Linked DNA regions of Homo sapiens: region 1 is linked to region 2. Evidence: chromatin loops called from intact Hi-C (ENCODE). Cell type or tissue: CD4-positive, alpha-beta T cell. All regions are shown on one strand.

Region 1 (8,000 bases), 360 kb before region 2:
GAAGCCCTGCCTCACAAAATCTTTGCAAGGAGGAGCAGCGGCGTCCTAGGAGCAAGCACCTGGCGCCCGGTGAGCCCCCGCCACTCGCTCCTTCTCCTCCTTGTCCTTCTCCTGGCTTGCTCCCGGTTCTCTCCTCGCCACCCCCGCCCCGCGCCTGGCACGGCGCCCGGCGCGCCCCAGCCGCCCAATCCCGGCTCGCAGCCCTGACTTCCTGCCCGCCGGGCTCCCTCGGCACGTGCCCCGCGCCCCATGGGACCGCGCGCCCTCCCGGGGCGGCCTCCCCGCGGCCTCCCGCTTGGGGGAGCCGGGCTTGGGGGAGCGGGTCGCCCCGGCTCGGAGGTGGGGTCGGCGGGGGCCGGGCGGGCCGGCCGCGGCGGCGGGAAGGGGACGCTGCCCCTTTAAGGTGCCACCGCCGCGTGGCAGGGAAACAGCTTGTGCCAGCCCCATTCCGCCCGGCTCCGTTCGCTACAAGAAACACAATGCATAACAATCAGGCGCGCGCTTGGAGCCATGCCACGCGGCGGGGGCGGGGCGGGGCCGCGCGCCGGGCGGGGCGGGGGCTCCGGGGTCTCGGCCCCCGACCTGCGTCCTGGGCCCGCAGGGGAGTCCTGCCCCATGCTCCCGGGCGGGGCCGCCCTGTGCCCCAGCGAGGTGCCCCGGTGCCCCCCGCCTCGCCCGCGCTTGCCCCTCCCTCCCCGCCATCTCGCTCCCTACAAAGTTCATTCCCACTAACTCTTTTCCAGGCCACTTCCCCCTCACATCTGACAATCGGGGCCCCTCATTCTCCCAGTAATCACTCCACTGCACTAATTGCACATGCAAATATGCAAATGCGTATTAATTAATTACTATACTAATTAGTTCTGTGGTATTTGCGAGTAATAAATCATTGGATGGGAGCGAGGAAGCTGGAGACCTGGCCCATTTTCATTCTGCATAAAATTTTAATGGTCTCTCTGGCTGATCCGGGACGGCAGCGCGCGGAGAGGCTCTTAAAGGGCCAGTGGCGGCGGGAAGGGGCAGCGGTGGGGATCGCCGTTGACCCCGGCGGGGACTGGCACCCTAGAAGGAGTTGGAGATGCGGCCTCACATTCTGCAGGGGCCGTCTCCGGCGTGCGGTGGCTTCTGCCTCCCCCTCTGGGGCTCAGTGTCCTCCTTAGTGGCTTCTAAGGAGAGAACCTGGGCGGGGACCAGGAGCTGAACTAGGATTCTTTAAGAAAGGAAAGAGGTCTAGGAGATGTGAGAGGCCAATGCCAAGGCTTTGGGGCCCCAGGTAGCCTGGGAGACAGGAATGAAGACTCCATCTCCTGGATGGCTGAGTAAACTGAGGCACAGGACAGGCAAATCTTAGCTCCCACCCCTCTTCTCCCAAGGGGAAGGAAGCTAGAAGGATGTTCTGGTTGGCCCCAGCCTTTTCTTATATCTGGTGGGCGCCACAAGGTTGGGGGTGCCTCCAGCTTTCCCCTTCCACACGATCAAACCGCTGCCCCGCCCCCATGGGCACCAGCTGGCACCCTGGCAGAGTAGTCCTGGGCTTGAGTGGGCCCTGGGGACCCTGCTTTATTTCCAGGAGGTAGTCAGGACCCGGGCACAGGGAGGGGGCTGGCTGCTTTGCAGGGCCATTGACTGGGGGAGGCAGACAGAACCAGTTGTGCTCATGCCAGGGCGTAGGAGGATGCCAGAGGTGGGCACCTTAAGGAGGTGGGGACTGTGGGCCTGTCCTGAGCCGGTATTCCCCGTGCCAGGGTCTCTAGTCTGGTTCTGCTCAGCCTCCAACCTTCTGCCATCAACAAGCCCCTGGATAAGGCACAGCCTAAGGAGGGTCAGTGCTCTAGTGGGGGCCGATGATAATGACAGCAACTAACAAGACTATTAACTCGGCAAACATTTATTTAGCTGGAGAACTGTTCAGCAAGCTCTAGGTGCCTCACGACCCCCCAGTGACACAAGTTCTGTTACAGTCTCCGTTTTAAGGATGGAGAAACAGGGGCACACGAAGGTTAAGCAACCTGCTCAAGGTCACCCAGCTGTGAGTAGTGGAGTGGAGTTTGAACCCAGACAGTCCAGCTGTGTGTGGGTTCTTTCCAGCACACCACCTCTCCCCACCACCATTTCTGCAGCTCCTGCTCTGAACCACATCCTTTGCTAAGAACTTCATGGGCAGTATCCCATCCAAACCTTGCAACAACCCAGAAGGTAGGTTCTGGAATTATCTCCATGTGGAACACAAGGCTCAGAGAGGTTGACTAAGCTGCTCTGGAACACACAGGGAAGATGTAGCAAGGCCAGGCTCACACCTGGCTTGTGTGAGGGCAGAGTCCAACAGAGTCCTCCAGGCCCTCTGATCCCTCCCCATCTCTGCCCCTGCTGGGATCTCTGCCTCCTGGAAGAGCAAGAGGGCGTTGTGGTAGCCCCTGATGACTAGAGAAATGGAAGGGCTTTCAGTTAGATGGTAGAGAGAACTTGCTTCTTGAAAGGTGGGAGCTCCAGGGGCTGGGGTGGGATGGAGCCTTTTCTTCCTTTCCCAGACAGGCCAAGGAAGGGCCTTGGCTGTGTAGTGGGAGATGGGTGGGGATGGGGGTGGAGGGGTGGGGGAGAACAGAAGGGCCCAGAATGATAAAGCCTTGTGAGGACCACAGAACTCAGGAATCCTGGCTGGGTTTTAAAAATTTTGTCCCTGATAGGCCGGACGCGGTGGCTCCCACCTGTAATCCCAGCATTTTGGGAGGCCAAGGCGGGCAGATCACTTGAGGTCAGGAGTTCGAGACCAGCCTGGCCAACATGGTGAAACCCTGTGTCTACTAAAAATACAAAAATTAGCCGGGTGTGGTGGCGGGCATCTGTAATCTCAGCTACTTGGAAGGCTGAGTCAGGAGAATTGCTTGAACCTGGGAGGCGGAGGTTGCGGTGAGCCAAGATCACTGCCACTGCACTCCAGCTTGGGCGACAAGAGCAAGACTCCATCTCAAAAAAAAAGAAAAAAAAATTTGTCCCTGCATTCCTACCTGCCCCCCACCCATTGCCCCTGGAAATGTCTTGGGCACCCCCACCTCAAGAATTGCTATTTGGGTTTCCTATTTGGGTTTTCCAGGAGCTTCGGTCTCCAGCAGGGGGATGAGAAGATAATACTAAGCAACACTTTGTAATAAATCACTTGTTTTTTTAAACTGTGTGCTTATGAGCATCAACTTGCTTAGTTTTCATAATTCTATTGTTATCCCCGTTTTATAAATGGAGACACCGAGGAAGGAAAGACAGGTTAAATGATGTGGCCAAGGTCACACAGCTACTAAGTGGTAGAACTGGGACTTGAGCTTCTGAGCTGGGGTGCTTCACCACCCTGCACACGCTGAGCCAGATTGACCCCCTTGCCCAGCAGTCAGGGATCATGGTGGCAGGTGGCCTTTCACCCTGGGTCCCTTTGGAACTTGCAGATGCAAGGAGAAAGAACAGGCCTCAAGCCCGCAGTTCACATGGCCCCTCCCCATGTGAATTTTCATGGTGCTGTTTATATGCTAGCAGAAGCTGGGCAAAGTGAGTATTCAGGTGGCCCTGATCCCTCCACACTGGAGCCTCAGGACGGGTGGGCACTGGGAGCTCCAGAACAGGATGCTATCCCAGCATCTCTTGCCCCCTGCCAGCCCACCCTTGAGAGCACAGCAGGGTCAGGGAGTCAGTCTATTAGCATCTGTCAGGGGGACCACCCTGAGACAGAACACTGGGATTCCCATGATCTCAGGGTCCCCTTACCTCCTGGTGGCTCAGGGGGACTTCCCCAGGGAATCTGGACACCCTCATTTCCCCAAAACTAGAGAAACCTTTGACACCCACCTTCTGGACCTGAAAGTCGGGTGGGATATGGGGGTTGTGGGACTTAGGGAGGGATGGCCCTTGGGCTGCAGCCCATTAGGAAAGAAAACCCATCCCTGTCTCAGCACTCCACTGAAGACCAGAGAATCGGGGTTCATCAGGGTCCACACCCCTGCCCCCACCCACCTGCCCTGCAAGATGCCCAGTTTCTGGGTGAATGGGAGCAAGTTGGAGAGGTTGGGGGAAGAAGGCAGGAAGGGCAGGCTGGCGGCTCTGAGCTTCTCCATGCAGCCCCCGGGGCCGGGTGCCTGGGCAGGAGGACGGGGCAGAGCAGCTGCTGGCGATTTATTAAGCAGTCACGGAAAAATTGGTTTATAAATTAACAGCTGTTTTAACTTTAGGGCCTCTTCTTCAGGGAATGGAAGCAGCCGACTGGACCGGGATTGGAGTGTGTGTAAGGCTGGTGGAGGGAGTGGGAGGCGGGGGGCTCCGGCAGCTGGCATTCTTCGGGGGCAGCCTCAGCTGGCACCTCGGGGGGCACCAGGCAGTGGCCAGAGCAGGGGGTCTCCAGGTGCCGGGGACTGAGGCTACCCCTGCTGTGGGCTGCAGCTTGCTCTCTTCTCAACTTCCCAGCTCCCACCTGGGGGCGCCAGAGGGCACATATACTGCTGTACTCGTTTGTGCCACCAGAGGGCAGCCTCCGCACATCGATCTCTACTGCTTCCGAGAACTGTCCAAACCGGCGGGACTGAGAGAGAGAAACCTGGTCCAGGGCAGAGAAAGAGAGGAGCCCACTGCAGTGCGTGCAAGCGATCTTCCACGCGTCCATCCTGAATGTGTTAAAAGCAGCAGTTAAAGAGGGAGGGCTCTGGAGTTGGACTGTTTGCGTTTGAACCCAGACTCTGGGCAAAAGCTGCTGAACCTCTCTGAATCTAATAGCCTCATCTGTGAATTGGAAGGATACTAGCGAGGATTAAATGAGAGTGCATAGGAAGGGCCTAGCCCCGGTGCCCAGCACAGAGGCTCCATATGTGTCACCGTTGTCAATTTCTGACTCATGTATTCATCTATTCATTCACTTCTCAAACCATCCTCTCGGCGTCATGCAGTGCCTGCTGTATTCTGGGTACTGTGGCAGGTCGGTGATGATGTAAACAGAGATGGCGGCCAGGGACGGTGGCTCAAGCCTGTAATCCCAGGCCTTTGGGAGGCTGAGGCGGAAGGATCACTTGAGCCCAGGAGTTCGAGACCAGCCTGGGCAACAAAGTGAGACCCTGTCTCTACAAAAAACAATAATAAAAAAAACATTAGTCAGGTGTGGTGGTGCACATCTGTAGTTCCAGCTACACAGAAGGCTGAGGCAGGAGGATCGTTTGAGCCTAGGAGGTCGAGGCTGCAGTGAGCCGTGATGGCGCCACTGCACTCCAGCCTGGGCAACAGAGCAAGATCCTGTCTCCAAAAAAAAAAAAAAAAAAAAAAAAAGGTGAGAAAGACACGTATCAAAATAGTGTGCTAAGAGTTACGATACACCCAATGAGGGGAGAAGGGAGATTGACTTGGATGGGGCAAAAACGAACGTTCTGGGGTGACAGAAACATTATATATCTGTATTGTGGTGGTCAAATGCTATATAAATTTCCAAAAACTCATTGAAATGTATATTTAACACTTTATTGTAGGCAAACTGTAACTCAACAAAGCTGATTTGAAAAAAAGCACCTAAGCACCCAATGTGAATTTACTGAATGGGCAAAGGGATGGACGATGGGTGAATGAATGAATGAGTGCATGTGTAAATGAGTGTCTCAGATGGTTGTCCACCTGTCTTGGTGCCACCACTGCTCCTACTGAGGGTGTCCTTGCCCTCTCCTCTCGGGTACACGGGTTTCCCCAGAGAGGTGGGTCTTGGAATTCCTCTTCCTCCCGCGTCCCCCCTTCTCCCTTCCCCCAAGGGCAGGGAAAGACACCCCAGTGCTCCCAGCCAGCACTCCCCGGCTCCTCTAAGGGTGTTTCCTGGGACTTCCGGGGCCTCCCTTCCAGCTGCCACATGCCAACCCAGCCGGCTCCGGCTCAGCTCTGTGGTGCCAAGGTCACGGGTGTGATGCCCAACTCCAGACCCACAGTGCCTGCAGCAGCCACCCAAACCCTGGCCGACTCCGCCACCTGCCGGCTCTTTCTGGAAGCGCATCCCGAGAGCTCTAAGCGGGAACCTCGGTCAAGGGCTATCAGGAACCCTGCCCTGGCGGGGGCTTTATTTTTCTTCCTATTGAATAGTCACAGCCACCATGTGAGGTGGGCTCTGAAGCATAAGGAAACTGAGGCACAGAGAGTAGCTAAGAAATGTGTCCAATTTCACACAGTAAATTACAGATCTGAAATTCTACCCAGGGCTGGGACTTCCCAGTTGATGTTCTGTCCAGGTAAACACATCTTGCTTGGGAGGAGGGAGGGACAGATCCCAGTGTCCCTTCTCCCCCCATCCGGGGAAGAGGGCAAAGGCCTCACACCACCCTCCCAGATTTTCCCTCCAAAGGTGAATGCAGGGCCTCCTGCACGCCAGGCCCCGCGGCAGGCATCCAGCAATGGCGTGAAGATACATGATGGGAAAGAAACGCCTCAAAATAGTGTGCTCAGACCTATGGTACATTAATAGACACCCTACCGTCAACTTTTTCTGTCAGTCCAAGCAGAGAGACCCACAGTTCAATCAGAGTTACGTCAAATGAGGTCTTGAATTTGTTCCTTGGACCCAACCGCCTGTGCTTCTAACCCAAGAATAATAACCAAGGAGTGGCATATTATTTTTACATCTTATTTGCATATGATTAATTCTAAGTCAAAGTGAATGCAGGGCACCCTGGCCCCTTGCTTCTCAGTGCCCTCCCACCCCCACCCTGTGCCTGGTCCTAGCCATCTCCCCCAGCCCCTGCCGGACTCCACTGTCCCCAGCAGCCCCTCCCCACTCCTTGCCCCTGCCCACCCCTCCTCCAGCTCTCAGGAGTCCCATTCCCTTCCTCCTCTGTCGCCCACACAGCCCCCACCACCTGGCCGCCCACCTGAAAAACTTTTCCCCAAGTTCTTGAGAAGTCGCGTAGGATCCAGGAGAGAAAAATCAAAGTAATAAAACCTCATTTAATTCCTAACGGAGGGCAGAGCTGCGAGCTGCAATTATCTTAATGCTGAGCTATTTTTACTCTCTCTCCATCTCTGTCTTCTGCCTTTCTCTGTTGTGAGGTTCGCTGTCTCTCTCTCTGCCTCCCTTTGTCTCTCCATCTCTCAACCATGTTTTCTGTCTCTCTTTGCTTTCTCCTCTCTCCCCCCAATCTCTCTCTCACGTCCTGTCTCTGTGCAGTCTCTTCCTCCTCCTTCATGTCTGTCCCTCTGTCAGCCAGTCTTCCCCACCCTTCTTGGCCCCAGGATTTAGATGCCAGCCTGGCCACAGGCTGGGGGAGATGGGCAAAAACCCTCCCTCCGCTCCCAAAGACCTCATCTTCCAGGCCTAGCTGAGAGGGAGGCTTCTCTGCCCTCATCTCCCTTCTCAGCTGCCCCAGCCTGGGATCCGGGGAATGTTTCCTGATCTGGGGTCTCCCAGAGCTCCAATAAGTTCAGCAGAGCCTCCGTAAATAAGCCCTCCTGCTCAAATGGGGCTCAGCTGCCATGTTCCCTGAGGCCTTTTCAGCTCCTATGGGCTCTGAGGTGCAACTGGTGCTGATGCCTCCCTGTCTCCACCCTCTCATCACCCTCCCAGCTATCCTCTGTCCCCTTCATCCCCACGATCCTTCCCCACACTGCCAGCACTGGAAGCCACAAGCCCCTTCCCCACCTCTGCCCACCCAGTGGCTGTCCGGGCCACTGCCTGGGCCATGCCCTTCCCATACCCCTTCTTCCTTTCAGGACCTCCTTATTTACCCTCCGAAGGCACTGCCAAACAGGTCTTTGCCACTCCCCACCACACCCCATCTTCGACAGAGGTTCTGGGCCAAGCCTAGGGGCTGCCAGAGATGCCTACACCCCTGGGCCAACAACTTATCATCCAGCTGTTTCCCAACAAGTATATAAGTCAACAAACATACAGGGACTTGAGCCAGGCCTGGGGTGGGCTGATGTGGAGCTGGATGGCCAGGACATCCCACTCCTATGAGCAACACTCTGGACCTCCTGCCACCCTTTCCCTCACCCCCAGAGTGGGC
Region 2 (8,000 bases):
GATCTTGGCTCACTGCAACCTCCGCCTCCCAGGTTCAAGCAATTCTCCTGCCTCAGCCTCTCGAGCAGCTGGAATTACAGGCACGTGCCACGACACCCAGCTAATTTTTGTATTTTTAGTAGAGACGGGGTTTCACCATGTTGCCCAGGTTGGTCTCGAACTCCTGGCCTCAAGTGATCTGCCCGCCTCGGCCTCCCAAAGTGCTGGGATTACAGGCGTGAGCCACCGTGCCCGGCCTGTGCTTAAATATTCTAGGAGTAGAAGCACTCAGACTTTTAAAACTATGAGCCGTTTCAGCAAAACTGAGAAAAAAAGAAGATTAATTAATTTCCTATCCTAATCCCTCCTACTTATACTTCCCCAAAAAACAAGCTTTACTGGAATTAATGGAAAATATTATGTCAATCTTAGGAATGATATGTCTTTTGGTGTTTTTCTTTAAAGAATTTATCATACAGAAATTCTTAATTTGTGCCAGAAAAAGAAATTGTTATCATACTGCATATAAATCATATGTACATGAATATGATGCTGTACTGTCCTCAGGCAAACTGGAAAATGCTCAGAGGGTATAGAATGTGGAATCCAGATTTTTTTTTCTGTTCAATTAGTTTTCTTTAATGGAATCTAGAGTCTCAAGTGAGAAGATATCAAAGCAGTTTGTCTTCAAAGAAGAGCATTTGGGAGTCCCCTAGCTCTGGGTTGAGGGAAAGACCGAGAGATATATAGTAGAAGCCCGAAACAAAAATAAGACAGATTTCAAATTTATTGAACAGAAAATGCAGATGGGCCTTTAAAAAAAAGGGGGACCCAAGAATAAGACTAACCCAAAACTTTAAAAACTAAATTGTGATATTATTTCACCTTTCTCTGTTCTGCCCTGAAATTTAGGGTTCTTGTAGGAGGAAGTAGTGTGGGTAGGCTTGGCATATTACTACTAATATGGATATTACAATCTCATCAAACCGCTGGGTTTATATCATCCTCCTCTGCCTAAAAGCTGGGTTTGAACATCTTTCACCAACCTCTTTTAAAGCAGTATCAGGACCGGACACCGTAGCTCACGCCTGTAATCCCAGCACTTTGGGAGGCTAATGTGGGCAGATCGCTTGAATCCAGGAGTTCAAGACCAGCCTGGGCAACAGGGCGAAACCCTATCTCTACAAAATATACCAAAAATTAGCCAGGCATGGTGGCATGTGTCTGTGGTCCCAGCTACTCGGGAGGCTGAGGTTAGAGGATCACTTGAGCCTGGGAGGCTGAGGCTGCAGTTAGCCAAGATAGCACCACTGCACTCCAGCTTGGGTGATGGAGCGAGATCCTGTCTCAAAAAATAAAAATAATTTTTAAAAAAGTAGTTCTATGAGTGCAGTACATGTCTGTAATCCCAGCACTTTGCAAGGCCGAGGCAGGAGGATCACCTGAGGTCAGGAGTTCAAGACCAGCCTAATCAACATAGTGAAGCCCTGTCTCTACTAAAAATTAAAAAAAAAAAAATTAAAAATTAGCTGGACATGGTGGCTCGCACCTGTAGTCCCAGCTACTCAGGAGAAGGAGGCAGGAGAATCGCTTGAACCCCAGAGGGGGAGGTTGCAGTGAGCCAAGATCACGACACTGTACTCCCTAGCCTGGCCAACAGAACGAGATTCCGTTTAAAAAAAAAAAAAAGTTTTATGAGTGGAAGAATTTCTCTAAGGATTTTGGTCCGTGGAGTCAGACTCTCCCCCAGTGTCTTAGTCACCCCCTGCCCAGCCTGGTTCCCTCATCCACCAAGAATTCATGACCAACTGCCAGAAGCTTTGTGTTATGCCGCCAGCCTCCCTGATCCTGAGCACCTTCCAAAGCCTCACTCTATTGCTCATGGATATACTGGGTTGTTATCTGCTGACTTGGTTGTTTTCTCCTTGTGATGTAAACTTAATAGAGAGATGAGCTAACACCCTAACTATCTAGAAGAGTAACTCCTTTGATTGTTAAGGATGAACATAACTCATCTGTTTTCTTCCTTACCATTCTCGCCCACCTTCAGTTGCAGATATGGTGTTATGAAGAGGTTCTAATGAGTTTATTCCAATGATGATTCAAAAGTCCTGTTATCCACCCCCCAGCCCTGGAGGGTGAGAGGACAGTTGAGGAGGAACTGGTCAAGGCATGTTCCCTAAAACTAGAGCACATATCTTTCCAGTTAGCGAGTGGCTGTTTAACGCAAGGAACATCCTGCAATCCTATGAAAGAGGATGCAAAAGATATGCAGGATACCCTTTATATATGCAAAGGAGGAGGTCAAAACATATTTCCTGCCTTCTAGGTCCTTACAACAGGGCTAGATTGTCTTGTAGGGTCCGTGAAAGGTCTAAAACTCAGGACTTCCACTTATGGGAGAGAGAAAAGTTTCAAGGTAGGGAGAGAGTTTTTGTTGTGTGTTCTAAGAAATTGGGAGCTATATCCTTCACCTTGTTTCACCTTCCCTGCAGAACCAGTGGGGCAGTCCTTTGAAAAATAAGTGGGTAGGGTTTCTTGTCCAATTTGCTTCCCCTTAGGTACACCACTAAGTAAACCATCATTCTCTCCTTAGGCACACCATTATTCTGTTCCCCATTTCACAATGTCTGTCTGGATGTATAAAAGCCCTCTCAATGGGCTCCCTAAAGCGTCTGCCAGTAGGGGCTCCCACCCTCTTTCCTCAACACTCCCAATCCACCGCAGCCCAGAGCACAGTGTCTGCTTATCTAACCATCTGACTCCCCCGTATACTACATTCTTGAGCTGTTTTTCACCCCCCTATTTGCTAACCGTGGGCCGTACATAGGGTGGACCCCTATATTTTGTTAAACTGGAGTGATTCTACGCAAATGCACGCTCCTACCTATCGGCACTCCCAGCCTGCAGAAATTGTATGCCTTATGTTCAGCACTAAACTCAAATCTAACCAAGGAAGTCCGGATCCCATAGGGTTCTTCCTACTCTCCAGTTCGGTTTATTTTAAGGCCAACAGCCCTAGCTTCACGTCCCTCCTTCACAGCCTTCTTTCCTTCCCTCCTGCCGGATGCGCCCGGCAGCCGTTGAGCACAAGCCCAGCGGATCTGGAAGGAGACCCCGCCGCGACCGGGGAAAATTGAGCGAACTTGGGCGCAAAACCCGCCCGGCAACTCGTGACGTCATCTCGTCCCGCGCTCGGATAGGCTGTACCCACTCCACGCTGGTTGAGGCGCTCTTAAAGTCCTTTGTAACCCAGATTGGAGCCTGAGGGGACCTCTCGTGGACGCCCACAGAAATGCACTCGAGAGGAACATAAAAGCATCACACTTAAGCGCTCGAAAGAAAGCCCCACGAACCCATAAAGGCTCCTCCCCGCTCCTTCCTCGAAGCTCCTCCTTCATCCTGCACCTCGGCTGTGGATTTATTTCCCCTTTGTTGACTCGGCCATCGGCCTGCCGGGCCTGGCGTTTCCCAGAAGGCCCAGCGCCGGGAAGGGGTTTGCAGCTGCTCCGTCATCGTGCGGCCCGACGCTATCTCGCGCTCGTGTGCAGGCCCGGCTCGGCTCCTGGTCCCCGGTGCGAGGGTTAACGCGAGGCCCCGGCCTCGGTCCCCGGACTAGGCCGTGACCCCGGGTGCCATGAAGCAGGAGGGCTCGGCGCGGCGCCGCGGCGCGGACAAGGCGAAACCGCCGCCCGGCGGAGGAGAACAAGAACCCCCACCGCCGCCGGCCCCCCAGGATGTGGAGATGAAAGAGGAGGCAGCGACGGGTGGCGGGTCGACGGGGGAGGCAGACGGCAAGACGGCGGCGGCAGCGGCTGAGCACTCCCAGCGAGAGCTGGACACAGTCACCTTGGAGGGTACGGCAGCCCAGGCCGGGAACGTGCCGCGATCGCGGGTGACAGCGACCCCTGTGATTTGGCTTCTTGCTGGGAAGCCACAGCAGCCTCCACCACCCTCAGTTCTTTGGGATCACCCCCAGATACCTGCTCCCACTGCCCCGACACTCCCGACTCCAGGCCCAATGACTGAACCTTCTCTCCAGGCTGGGAACCACTCCCCTCCCATCCCCTCCATCCCCATATCTGGGGTTGCATCTATATCTAGGTCCCAGTGGGCCTGGGGACTCCCTCTTTTAAGTCCTCCCCTCTGACCTATTCCGTTTATATCCCACCCGACTGATTTTAGCGCCTCCAATATATGACTGATTGTTCCCGCTGGAAACCAGTGTTTGTGTCTGTGTGTAAACAGGGCCAGGATGACCTAGAATATTGACTCCTGAGTTTTAAAACTGTACAGCAGATTTTTGTTGTCCTAGCTGCCTTTAGCACACTCCCCCGAATGAACCATTTCGACCTAGTATCTTGTTTCCTACTTCTCTAACTGAAGTGTCCCAACAGTCCCCTTGCTGTCTCCTCCCTTCAGGTCCTTACTGCCCCTCTGTTTCTAAAGGGTTTAAGTACATACACACTTAAAACTTTTCGGGTGTCATCTTTGTTTGGTTTTGTAATACTCAACCTTTGGCCTAAACTCCTATATACCGGTGTCTCCTATTTCTTTTCTCCGAGGTTCCTGTTTCGAGTGTCTGTAGTCCTCTTGTTCCTCCAAGTTCATGTTTTACTTTTCCCACTTACAGCGTCCTGTTTCCATTTGAAGTGGGCAAAGTGAGAGCTTCCCACTGTGATCCTGGTGCCATTTTCCTGGTTCTGGATCAAGTGGGACCAGACTACTTACTAGGTTTTCTTTTCACTAAAATGCGTGAGAAACTAGCTCAAAAACATTGAGATAAGCAAAGTTATCCTCCTAGGTGGTGCTTTTGAGGATGTGATGGTGTTGACTACATCAGCTCTTACTGTAAAGTTGAGCAACAGGATCGATATTTAATAGAGATCCTTTTACCTAAAGTAGTGGCAGCAATGTCAAAGGTGCCACTCAGCATTGCCTACTGGGTGTGTTTATTACAGGCACTTCATTTTCTTCTTGTAAAGTAATTCATATTCATTGCAGAAATTGTGGAATGTATGAGAAGTTAAAAGCAGGGGATAAAAAACATGGTTAACATTTTTTCTTGTGAATTTTTGAGCTGTTCTCCTATAATTGAGAGCAAGTTATGTATACAGTTTGTATCAAGGCATAACTAAATATAAATTTTGAATTTTATGTGTTTTCATTAACATTCGTAAACATAATCAGCATTCAATTTATTCCAGAAACATTTATTGAATACCCAATATAATGGTTAAGAGTACAAGTTCTGGAATTAGTTCCCTCATCTGTATAAATACAAGTAATAGTACAGTACTTTATTGGGTTGTTGTGAACATTAAAATGCTTAAAACTGTGCCTAGCACATAAATATCAGCTGTTATTATTTATATCATTAGTGTGGCCCAGATACCCTGTGCTAATCGGTGAATATACAGAAGTGCCTAAGAAACTACTCATTGATTGCATTCCCTTATTGCTTTGCATTTAAACTGTTTCTAGTTTCTTGCTATCATAAATAGCTTTGAAGCAATCATCTTTGTGCCCAACTTAAAAAATCTACTTTTCTAATTATTTCTTCAGTACAGATTCCCACCAAAACCTATATGCCTGAGTTTAAAAGGCTGAACATTTTAAAGGTTTTTGATAGTTATTGTCCAGAAAAACTGTGCTGATTTACATTATACCAGGAGAAATGTAGTTTTCACTGTACTCTATAATTTTTTTTTTTTTTTGAGACGGAGTCTCGCTCTGTTGCCCAGGCTGGAGTGCAATGGCGCGATCTCGGCTCACTGCAACCTCTGCCTCCCAAGTTCAAGCGATTCTCCTGCCTCAGCTTCCCGAGTAGCTGGGATTACGGTCACCCACCACCACGCCCGGCTAATTTTTTTATTTTTAGTAGAGACTGGGTTTCACCATGTTGGCCAGGCTGGTCTCCAACTGCTACCCTTAATGATCCGCCCTCCTCAGCCTCCCAAAGTACTGGGATTACAGGCGTGAGCCACTGTGCCCCACCTATAATTTTTTTAATGTTACAAATTTGGTAGTTTAAAAATGTTTCCATTTGCAATTACTCAAATACTAATGGAATATAATTTTTGTCTGTTAGCTATTTTTCCTCTTTGTATGTTAGTTCGTCTCCATTTTTGTTTTGAAATTGTGGCAATATAATCATTATACCATTATATCTCTTAACCATTTATACAAGCTCTTTATAGAATAAAAATATGAATCTTTGATCACATTTGTTGAAAATATTTTTCTTTTGTATACACAGTTATCTAAAAGGGTTTTTTTAAATGAAGTCAAGCCCATTAATCTTTTGTGCGTATGTGATTTCTCCCATTGTTCACATTTAGAAAGTCTTTTCCATTAAGATCTGATAAATCTGGACTCCAGGTTTCTGTAGTTAATTGGTTTTTCTTTTCTTCCTCTGTCATCCTCTACCCCATCCTGCACCCCCACTGTATGTTTTTCTTGCCACTTGGTTATGTCTTAAAATCAGTGTGTGGAATCTGTAAATATTATGGACCCCATTAGGGCAGAAAAGGTGAGTGGTCGCATTTTGCCCCTCTGTGAGAGGCTCCTTAGAACTCCTTGCCTGGCCGGCACGGTGGCTCACGCCTATAATCCCAGCACTTTGGGAGGCCAAGGCGGGCAGATCACGAGGTCAGGAGATCGAGACCATCCTGGCTAACACGGTGAAACCCCGTCTCTACTAAAAATACAAAAAATTTAGCCAGGCGTGGTGGCGGGTGCCTGTAGTCCCAGCTACTCGGGAGGCTGAGGCAGGAGAATGGTGTGAACCCAGCAGGCAGAGCTTGCAGTGAGCCGAGATCACACCACTGCACTCCGGCCTGGGCGACAGAGTGAGACTCCGTCTCAAAAAAAAAAAAAAAAAAAAAAAGAACTCCTTGCCTGGAGTGGTGGGGGACTAGGAGTGAAAGTGACATCATTTTCTTCTCTGCTCTTCTTCAGACATCAAGGAGCACGTGAAACAGCTAGAGAAAGCGGTTTCAGGCAAGGAGCCGAGATTCGTGCTGCGGGCCCTGCGGATGCTGCCTTCCACATCACGCCGCCTCAACCACTATGTTCTGTATAAGGCTGTGCAGGGCTTCTTCACTTCAAATAATGCCACTCGAGACTTTTTGCTCCCCTTCCTGGAAGAGGTGAGTGAGTCAGGCCAACTTAAAGGGTGCAGGCCTGGCCTCAGATCCCCAGGAACAGCATTGTTTTCCATCCTAAAGTCCCATCTTATTACCTGTGGTAGCATGAGGAGAGAAGCCAAAGCAGTCCATTTGAATACTCATCTGCACAGTGACAAGGGAACCGTCCACTGCCCTGTAGTGTCATTCTTCAAAGTCAGGGGATCAGGACCCTCCCAGCCAAACTCATTTCCCACTACCCTGCAACCTGTACCCCCTACTCCAGTTGAGGTTGCGTTGGGTGACCTCTCTGTTGTTCTAGGAGAGAGAAGGTGCTGCTGCCTCTTTCTTCTGAAGCTTCACCATGGAGGAGGTAGAGAACAGTGGTTAGGAGGAGCACAGCTGTCAGGGCCAGGCACAGTGGCTCACACCTGTCTTCCCAGCACTTTGGGAGGCTGAGGCGGGCACAGTGGCTAACATCGTCATCCCAGCACTTTGGGAGGCTGAGGCGAGCAGATCGTTTGAGTCCAGCCTGGATTCAAACAATCTGCCCGCCCAGGAGTTTGAGACCAGCCTGGGCGACATGGTGAGACCCTGTCTCTGCAAAAAGTACAAAAATTAGCCAGGCATGGTGGCACCTGCCTGTAGTCCCAGCTACTCGGGAGGCTGAGGCAGGAGGATCACTTGAATGCAGGAGGTGGAGATTGCAGTGAACCAAGATTGCACCACTGCACTCTAGCCTAGGTGACAGGGTGACCCCCCTACCTCAAAACAAAACAAAAAAAACCCCACAGATTTTAGAGGTAGAGTTGAATTTGAATCCAAACCCTGACAGTTAGTACCTGTGGGACTTGGGCGAGTGACTTCATTTTGCTGTGCCTCGTTTTCTTCATT

The links. A loop is a pair of places that touch in the nucleus more often than their neighbours do. Peaks named below come from ENCODE experiments on the same cell type or tissue, not always from the same donor. Only the 100,000 strongest peaks of a DNase experiment are listed, where the experiment ranks them.
Region 1: a loop joins it to region 2, with 11 times the contacts of the local background. A loop is called at or near these places in 25 of 110 quality-filtered maps.

What each region holds. Positions count from the first base shown.
Region 1 is chr17:39,617,633-39,625,632 of GRCh38, forward strand. It overlaps LOC124903997 (a long non-coding RNA gene), which reads left to right and starts at 4,210. Exons shown (of 2, transcript XR_007065748.1): 1 at 4,210-4,264; 2 at 4,444-5,528. RefSeq lists silencers at 219-318, 399-538 and enhancers at 600-1,103, 771-1,271, 1,272-1,772, 4,760-5,049. In CD4-positive, alpha-beta T cell, CTCF peaks have their summits at 4,468 (motif pointing right), 4,674, 5,994 (motif pointing left) and 6,205; DNase peaks (open chromatin) are centred at 269, 449, 4,509, 5,949 and 1 weaker place; H3K4me3 peaks cover 1,570 bases; H3K27me3 peaks cover 684 bases.
Region 2 is chr17:39,977,355-39,985,354 of GRCh38, forward strand. GSDMA (gasdermin A) reads left to right here. Exons shown (of 12, transcript NM_178171.5): 12 at 1-414. PSMD3 (proteasome 26S subunit, non-ATPase 3) reads left to right here and starts at 3,453. Exons shown (of 12, transcript NM_002809.4): 1 at 3,453-3,836; 2 at 6,940-7,130. The coding sequence starts at 3,617. RefSeq lists enhancers at 1,263-2,462, 2,884-3,063, 3,284-3,563, 3,364-4,341 and a silencer at 3,744-3,793. In CD4-positive, alpha-beta T cell, CTCF peaks have their summits at 3,265 and 3,479; DNase peaks (open chromatin) are centred at 2,707 and 3,317; H3K4me3 peaks cover 2,468 bases; H3K27ac peaks cover 1,493 bases.